Linked DNA regions of Homo sapiens: region 2 is linked to region 1. The links are chromatin contacts, found by Hi-C or POLR2A ChIA-PET in ENCODE. All regions are on one chromosome and are shown on one strand. Each heading gives the region's core, a stretch centred on a gene start or an enhancer-like site at or near the end of the contact. The rest is flanking DNA. Distances are from core to core; before and after follow the strand shown. Region 1 has its middle 5.1 kb from the start of TRW-CCA2-1. Region 2 overlaps SLC47A1 (solute carrier family 47 member 1).

Region 1 (4,269 bases), core at 78-2,577:
TGTGCTCCTCCCCCAGCATCTGGAATGTTATTGCTCCGTCTGCTCTGCTGTGGTCCCTCCAGTGGGCCACTGGCTCGGTCAGCTTTCCCAGTCTCTCCATAGCAGGTTTTGACCGCATCTTCAAACTGGAGTAGTCAATACTGTATGTGACAAGGGAATACTGTGTGTGACAAGGAAAGTTTTAAGGCTCATGACTGTAATCCCAGCACTTTGGGAGGCAGAGGCAGGTGGATCACCTGAGGTCAGGAGTTCAAGACCAGCCTGGCCAACATGGTGAAACCCTGTCTCTACAAAAATACAAAAATTATCTGCGCACGATGGCAGGTGCCTGTAATTCCAGCTACTCGAGAGGCTGGGGCAGAAGAATTGCTTGAACCCAGCAGGCAGAGGCTGCAGTGAGCCGAGATCATGCCACCATGCCATTGCACTCCAGCCTGGGCGACAGAGTGAGACTCCATCTCAAAGAAAAAAAAAAAGCAACTACTGTTCCAGATTCCCAAGTTTCTGGTTAAAACTGCCTTCTCCTTTCTCTTCTCAGTGTATTTGTCACTAAAGAAAGACACCTTCTCACCTACATTGTACCTCACATTGCTCCAAGGTGGAAACACTTGTCAGGTGCCAAAGAGGCAGTCTGACAACTTCAAAACCTCATAATACATTATCAAGATGTGTAATATATTTGTGTTGTTTGTAGCAATGCTGTGTTGATATTAATTATAGTTCCCATGATTTGAGGGAGCCAAAAAATATTTTTTAAAATAGTGATAATTCTATCCCAAAGAAAAATTGTTAATACTTAGCCTTTGAAGGTCTCAGGAAATGAGACATTTTAATTTTCAATTTACATTTGTATTTTTGTGGCAAGAGTCATGGTAGAGTGGTAAATAAAAGACTTTCAGCATAAAAGTATATTACAAATTGATGGGGGAAGGAACGGAAATATGAAGAGAAAAAGGAAAGATGAATGATTCTGACTGTTAAGGAAGAACTTGTTCATGTATTTTTAAAAAATGGGTGACAGTATCAAATTGTGTTGTGTATATGTCATTGGATATATTTAAAACAATGATGTAATCGTTTTATTTTTAAATGTTACTATTTGCGATATGCCAGCCCTCGCAACTATTTTTAATTATGGTGAAAATGTTTTATGCCCACTTAGAAAATGTACAAGGGTTACATGGTTTTCCAGAAATTATTTTAGAGAATACCCAAGCACAAAGTTAATTAGTTCTATGTTGGAGGAAAAAGATGTTCGCAGTGACGTCCCTGTGATTCCTGGGCTTGCCGTTTGCGCCCTCTGCCGGTGTTCTGAGATTTTGCTTTTTAGACAGCGAAACTGTCCTTTGCTCTATCCTTTGCTAACTGTGGTCAAAATCTCCCCACCAGGAGGGCCTGACAAGAGCCAGGCGGCCTGTGATGGCCTCAGGAGCCTGTTGTGCATTTGAATGATCCATCGCAGCATGCAGGTCACAGAATCAACGGGTCCCTGTCTTGGAGCTGGGTGACAGTGGAACACACTCTTGGTCTAAGTTCTGAACTTACACAATCTTCTTTTGCTGACTGATCTAGTGATGAGTTTCTTAGCCTTGGAAATATTAATAATTCTAGAAGAGCTACTGTCAAAAAGAGCCATATTCTGGAGAATATTGGAAGAGATTTATTCTGAACCAAATATGAGGATCACAACTTGTGACACAGCCCCATGAGGTCCTGAGAATATGTGCCCAAGGTGGTTGGGTCACAGTGTGATTTTATACATTTTAGGGGGAGAGAACTTGCAGACATCAATCTATATATTTAAGGTGTACATTGGTTCTGTATGGAAAGACAGGATAACTCAAAGAGGGGAGTGAGAGCTGGGAGTGATGGAGGTGGATTGAGGCTTCCAGGTCATAGGTGGATTCCAAGATTTTCTGATTGGCAATTGGTTGAAAGAGTTAAGTTATGATCTAAAAACCTGGCATCAATAGAAAGGAGTGTCTGGAAATGGGGGTTGTGGAGATCAAGTTTCTGTTCATGCAGAGGAAGCCTCCAGGAAGCGGGCTTTAGAGCTCTTATCAGGCCTGAAAAGGTACCAGACTCTTAATCTCTCCTGGACCAGGAAAAAGACCTGGAAAGGGAGGGGGATTCTCTACAGGATACAAATTTCCTCTACAAGAGACAGCTTTGCAGGGCCATTTCAAAATATGTCAAAAAATATATATTCTGGGGCTGGGCATGGTGCCTCACACCTGTAATCCCAGCAGTTTGGGAGGCCTATGCGGGTGGATCACTTGAGGTCAGGAGTTCAAGACCAGCCTGGCCAATATGGTGAAACTCCATCTCTACTAAAGATACAAAAATTAGCCAGGCATGATGGCACGCACCTGTAATCCTAGCTACTCAGGAGGCTGAGGCAGGAGAATTGCTTGAACCCGGGATGCAGAGGTTGCAGTGAGCTGAGATCACACCATTACACTCCAGCCTGGGTGATAAGAGTGAAACTCTGTCTCAAAAAAAAAAAAAAAAAAAAAAAAAAAATATATATATATATATATATATATTCTGGAATAAAATACATTGATTTCTTTCGGGGCCTGCTATCTGTCATGTGATGCTATACTAGAGTCAGATTGGAATTTGGTACCTATAAAGACATTGTTTTGTCAGTCTTAAGATCTTTATCTTATTTTTTTTATTATTATTTATTTTTATTTATTTATTTATTTTGAGACGGAGTTTTGCTCTTGTTGCCCAGGCTGGAGTGCAGTGGCCTGATCTTGGCTCATTGCAACCTCTGCCTCCTAGGTTCAAGCAACTCTCCTGCCTCAGCCTCCCAAGTAGCTGGGATCACAGGTGCCGGCCACCATGCCTGGCTAATTTTTGTATTTTTAGTAGAGACGGGGTTTCACCATGTTGGCCAGGCTGGTTTCAAACTCCTGACCTCAGGTGATCCACCTGCCTTGGCCTCCCAAAGTGCTGGGATTACAGGCATGAGCCACTGCGCCCTGCCAGATCTTTATTTTAACATTAATATTGGTCCCTTGTACCTGAATTCCAAAGGGAGAAGGGTATCATGAGGCATGTAGACTCCTCTTCCCATCATGGCTTGAACTAGATTTTCAGGTTTGGAATGTCTTTGGCTGAGGAGGGGGCAGAGGTAGGGAATGGGGCGTGTCTGCCAGTCAGCTGGAGAGCTTAGACATTTTTATTTTACTATTTTGTATTTATTTTATTTTGAGACAAGGCCTCGCTCTGTCACCCAGGCTGGAGTATAGCAGTATGATCATGGCTTACTGCAGCCTTCACCTCCTGGGCTCAAGCAGTCCTCCCACCTCAGCCTCCTGAGTATAGCTGGGACTACAGGTGCATGCCACCACACCTGGCTAATTTTTTAAATTATTATTTGTAGAGATGAGGTCTTTCTATGTTGCCCAGACTGGTCTCAAACTCCTGGGCTCCAGCGATCTTCCTGCCTTGGTATCCCAAAGTGTTGGAATTACAGCTGTGAGCCACCACACCTGGTCAGAATTTTATTTTTGGTTTACAGAGTAATGGTGAACACAACGCCAGCGTCTATGGTGTTTGCCATGTGCCAGGCACTGTTTGAAGCTCTCTGTGTTCACTCATGCAGTATGAACTCTAATCCATTCACCGAATTCTCTTATTTGCCCTGTAAGGTGGGGACAATTATTATTCCCATTTTACTGATGAAGAAGTTGGGGACTGAGAGGTTAAATAAACTGTCCCAGGCCACACAACTAATCAGGGCAGGAGTCAGGATTTCTGGCCAGGTCCTCTCACTGTAGGCTGGAACATTTACTACTATTCTTTATTGTTTGTTGCTTCAAAATAATAAAACACAGGCAAAAAGATTGTTTAAAAAATCTGTTATCTTGTCACCCAGAGATCATTATCACTAACGTTTTGGCGTGTTCCTTTCTAGTCCTGTGTGAGTGGGAGTCTGTGGGTCCCTGGCATTCTGTCTGTTTTATGCAAATGGGACCTTCCAGTTCTGTAGTCCGCTCTGAACACTTTTTGCCTCTATTCCCAGCCACTGTCAGTTTTGTGTATCCTCTGGAGCACGAACTAGGCTGAGATCACCCGGTTTCTTTCTGACACTCAGCTTCTAGAGTTCTCTCTCCCACAGGCAGCTCCAGGGAATGAGGTCGTGAGGACTCTTCACCCAGGCCTGGCCAGGCAGTGTCCCCGGGGCTGAAGTCCCCGCTGAGGGAGGCTGCCCCTCCTCTGAGGTGGGAGTGGGGCTGACGCTGAGGAATTTCTCAT
Region 2 (4,221 bases), core at 153-2,652, 65 kb before region 1:
AAGCAAGGCGCGTTCACAGCCGCCCTCCCTCCTGGAAGCCCGCGCCCACCCCTGCGCGGCGGCCGCTCCGGAGGCGTCGGGCTGGGCGTGAGGACGCCGCACTCACCACTGGGCCCGCGAGCGCCGCCAGCTCAGCCGCCTCCCCCCGCAGGTCCGGGGGCAGCGCACCCCGCAGGCCCCACAAGCCGTCACGCCATCCGAGGGCCCGGAGCCGCTATGGGGGCCGGTCCTTGGCGGCGGCGGGGAGCTCGGCGGGGACCGGGGCGTCGGCGGCCGCAGGGGCCTCCATGCGGAGGCTGGGAGCGGCTGGCGGCGGCGCGGGCGCGGGACCGCAGCGCGGTGTGGGGGTGAGGGGGGCGACCCGATCCCACCCAGCCCCGCCCCTCCCCGTCCCGGACCCGCTCCAGACGCCCAGGGCAATGGTCGCCGCCCGCAGAACTCTGGGGGAGGGCACCGGGAGGGCCCTTGGGGGCTTATGAAGGGGGCTCGGGGAAGGGGTCCCTGCGTGAGAGGACCCCTCGTGTGCTTTTGGATGACACGGGTTTTTATCAGGAGAGTTTGTAGGTCAGGTTGGAAGAGCAAAATGCCTAGAGGGTGGGCAGACAGGACTGAGCTGGTGATTCCATCCTCCCGCGGAGCACAGGGCTGGCGCTTTCTGGCATGCTTCTGGCCTGGGCTTGCTGCGGGTTCAGTGTTTCCGGGAGAGGAGGGGTCCTGCCTCGCAGGGACCCCAGCCTCCCTGCTCCTGGCGGCCCGGGGTGGCCTCCTGGCCGCGGCTATTTGTGGCTGGTGGTTGAAAGAACCTCCTCTTATCCCCAGGGGGTCCCTGCCCTACCTGGCAAGGGGAAGGGCAGGGAGTCCTGTGCGAGGGGAATGGAGACAGGGTTCGAGGGTTCCTGACGAGGAGCTGGGGAGGGGCCTCTGTGGTGTCTGCCCCCTGCCCCCAGGCCCAACCCCGAGGGCCACAGTGCAAGCCTTTACCTGCCTTCCTGGAGAATGGGCCTCGTGGCCCCAAGAACAAGGCACTGAGGGTAGAGATACCTTAAGGTGGCCCCAACCAAAATCAGCAGTTGGGTGTTTTTTACTCAAAGTAGGTAACTTTTCTGATTTTGTTATTTCAGGAAAAGGCCATGCCTAGAGCATTATATCCATCCTAGCACTAAGTCAAAAATGTAGAGGCAAAATCTCTATTTAATGTTTTATTTTGGAAGAAAGAATTGCATGTTCAGGGCATCCATGTAGACCAGTTGGTCCTCGGTATGTCGGAACAACACAGAGAAGGCTGGAGGTTTTATCAAAAGAAATGTCAGTATTGCTCTTTGAGAAAGTTTATTGGCACCAGGAAGGGTGTTGGGAGCTGGCAAGCTACAACTGGTGAGCAACCGGGCAGGCAAAATTATTCCTAGAGCTTCAGCAAGTTCTCTCAGCAGTTATGGACAAAGCTGGTCCCAGCTTACAGCACGCAGTTTCACCAGCTGGATGTGCAGAGAATTACATTACTAGATTAATGTTATGTGCCTGAGGTGCTTTTATCCCTGGCTTCTTGACTTTTGATTGGGTGTGATAAGAATGACTTAATTTGGTGTAATCCACTTTCACAGCACTGAGCATACTTAGTATGTACTGAGGGTTGCTGAATTAACGGTGTGTACCGCACCCCAGGAAGGCTTAATGAAGTAGGATTACTGCTTAAGCTAAGACCTTTATTAAAATTTTGTCCTCTGGCCAGTCGTGGTGGCTCATGCCTATAATCCCAACACTTTGGGAGGGCAAGGTGGAAGGATTGCTTGATCCCAGGAATTCAAGACCAGCCTGGGAAACAAAGGGTAGACCCTGGTATAAAAAATTAGCTAGGCGTGGTGGCACACGCCTGTGGTCTCAGCTACTCAGGAGGCTGAGGTGGGAGGATCACTTGAGCCCAGGAGGTTGAGGCTGCAGTACGTCACGCACACACCCCTACCAGGAATTATCAGTCTTTGTTTGGATTTCCACAGCTCGAAAGATTTCCCAACTGTTTTTCAGTGTCCACAGTGCCTAGATCTAGACCTCAAATGAAGATTAACAAATGCCAGCTGGGCATGGTGGCATACCCCTGTAGTCTCAGCTACTCTGGTGGCTGACACAGGAGGATTGCTTGAAGCCCAAGAGTTCGAGGCTGCAGTGAGCTATGATCGCACCACCGCACTCCAGCCTGCATGACAGAGCAAGACTTCCGTCTATTAAAAAAAAAATTAAAACAAAAACAAATACCATTTGCCCAGTGAATAGTAATCTAAGGCCCAAGGAAAGATATACTGTAAAATATATTTTACATAATTCAAGCAGTATGAATTCTTAAGCAGTTAGTTTATGGGTTTGTGTCTAAAAAAATAGCAGAAGTATCAAAGCCATTGGCCAATGCAGTCAGCACATTGATCCTTGCTTGGTTCAGATAGTGGTGAATTACTACTCATGTCATCTTTCAGACAGTGTCTTGGGCCACAATATAGCTTTTAACCTTAGTTGCTTTTTCTTTTTATAGAAAAATGTGTCTTTGCATTTCCAGCCCTCAAAATCCATGGGCACACCTGAATGACATTAACTCACAGTAAATTGTCACTGGTGGGCCTGTGAATTGTGTGTAAGCTCAAAAGCATCACTTGACCTGACTTTCTTTCCTACCACGTCACTGAATTCTGACATAGAATCTCACTAAAATCCCCACCAGCAAGATTAAGAAGACCCCCAGGAGCAGAAGCCCTCGCCGCAGCACCAGCTGTTTCCTGGACAATTTAGCGCCGTCCTGTGGATGTTCCGGCAAAGGTTCTTCTTGGCGCATCTGCTGATCTGACTGAGGCTCGCCTGTCTTTCCAACATCGTTCGTTAAAATTCCTTCAAGGTTTTCAGGGCACCCTGGGAGGAAAAAGGAACTTAGCAGCTTAAAAGGGATTTTTTTTTTCATTTTTATAAAGGGCTATGTATAAAAGGAATATGTGCTAATAGTGGAGAGAAAGTTAATTCAGGACACTATTGCTACAGTGAATAAATAAAAGAAATCTTATCGCAGAGTGCCCCTCCACTCACTCCTTCACGAACACCGATGATCCTACCAGCGCTGGCTTGGGTGCTCCAGGGAGCACTCTCCCAGGAGCTAGAGAAATAAGGTAGCCCTCTCCATTAAAATTCACAGGGAAGCCGGGCGCGGTGGCTCATGCCTGTAATCCCAGCACTTTGGGAGGCTGAGGCAGGCAGATCACCTGAGGTTGGGAGTTAGAGACCAGCCTGACCAATATGGAGAAACCCCGTCTCTACTAAAAATACAAAATTAGCCGGACATGGTGGCACATGCTTGTAATCCCAGCTACTCAGGAGGCTGAGGCAGTGAGGCAGGAGAATCGCTTGAACCCAGGAGGCAGAGGTTTGGGTGAGCCAAGATGGTGCCATTGCACTCTAGCCTGGGCAACAAGAGCAAAACTCCACTCCAAGGGAAAAAAAAAAAAGGATTCACAGGGGAAATTTTCAAGGAGCCAACACCCATCTAATAAGCATTTCAGAACAAAACACAAGGAGAAACAACCTAAGAAATAATTCAAGTCTGGGTGCGATGGCTCACGCCCGTAATTCCAACACTTTGGGATGCTGAGGTGGGAGAATCCCTTGAGCCCAGGAGTTCAAGACCAGCCTGGGCAACATAGTGATACCTCATCTCTACAAACAAAAACTTTGCTGGGCCTGATGGCGTATGCCTATAGTCCCAACTACTTGGGAGACTGAGGTGGGAGGATCACTTGAGCCCAGGATATCGAGGTGCAGTTAGCTATGATTGTGCTACTGCAGTCCAGCCTGAGTGACAGAGAGAGACCCAGTGTCAAAAAAAAAAAAAAAAAAGGAAGGAAGAAAGAATACAAGGCTATTCACAGAATGGGAGAAAGATGTGACCGTTCACATCAAAGGGCCTACTAAGTATTGAAGGATTGCAGAGAATTTCACCCCAAGATATGGCTCCCTGGTATAATGAGTATTTTAAATTAAAAACTCTTTGGAGATCAACAGGCCTTGAAAGAGACTTTTCCCCATCTACATAAAAGCCAGACAAACCCACCAAGAAGAACAATTGCCAAACCTTTTACAAAATAATGCCAGTCTCTCAGGTTCATTCAACTTCCAAAGGGAACCAGTCTGTCCACCCTGCCCCCAATCCATTCATTCTGCAAAATATTCAATCATTTTCCCTAGTACTCA

What was found. A loop is a pair of places that touch in the nucleus more often than their neighbours do. ChIA-PET counts read pairs that join two places held with the same protein, here RNA polymerase II (POLR2A). Pooled maps may share reads with other maps.
Region 2: a loop to region 1 is called in a pooled map, with 2.1 times the contacts of the local background. The contact joins two enhancer-like sites. A Hi-C loop is called at or near these places in 5 of 168 maps with a recorded cell type or tissue (Caco-2, DLD1, HAP-1 and 2 more) and 6 of 50 pooled maps. POLR2A ChIA-PET finds 5 or more read pairs at or near these places in 3 of 52 experiments (Panc1, activated CD8-positive, alpha-beta memory T cell and common myeloid progenitor, CD34-positive).

What each region holds. Positions count from the first base shown.
Region 1 is chr17:19,511,114-19,515,382 of GRCh38, reverse strand. No RefSeq gene overlaps it. Among named protein-coding and RNA genes, the nearest start is that of TRW-CCA2-1, 5.1 kb to the right of the region's middle. Within about 2 kb of position 1,327, at least 13 of the 41 ENCODE cell types and tissues checked have a DNase peak (open chromatin) inside an H3K27ac peak, as active enhancers do.
Region 2 is chr17:19,575,998-19,580,218 of GRCh38, reverse strand. SLC47A1 (solute carrier family 47 member 1) reads right to left here. Exons shown (of 17, transcript NM_018242.3): 17 at 1,185-2,892. The coding sequence ends at 2,666. It also overlaps the pseudogene SLC47A1P1. Among named protein-coding and RNA genes, the nearest start is that of SNORA59B, 21 kb to the right of the region's middle. RefSeq lists an enhancer at 3,822-4,221. Within about 2 kb of position 1,402, at least 4 of the 41 ENCODE cell types and tissues checked have a DNase peak (open chromatin) inside an H3K27ac peak, as active enhancers do.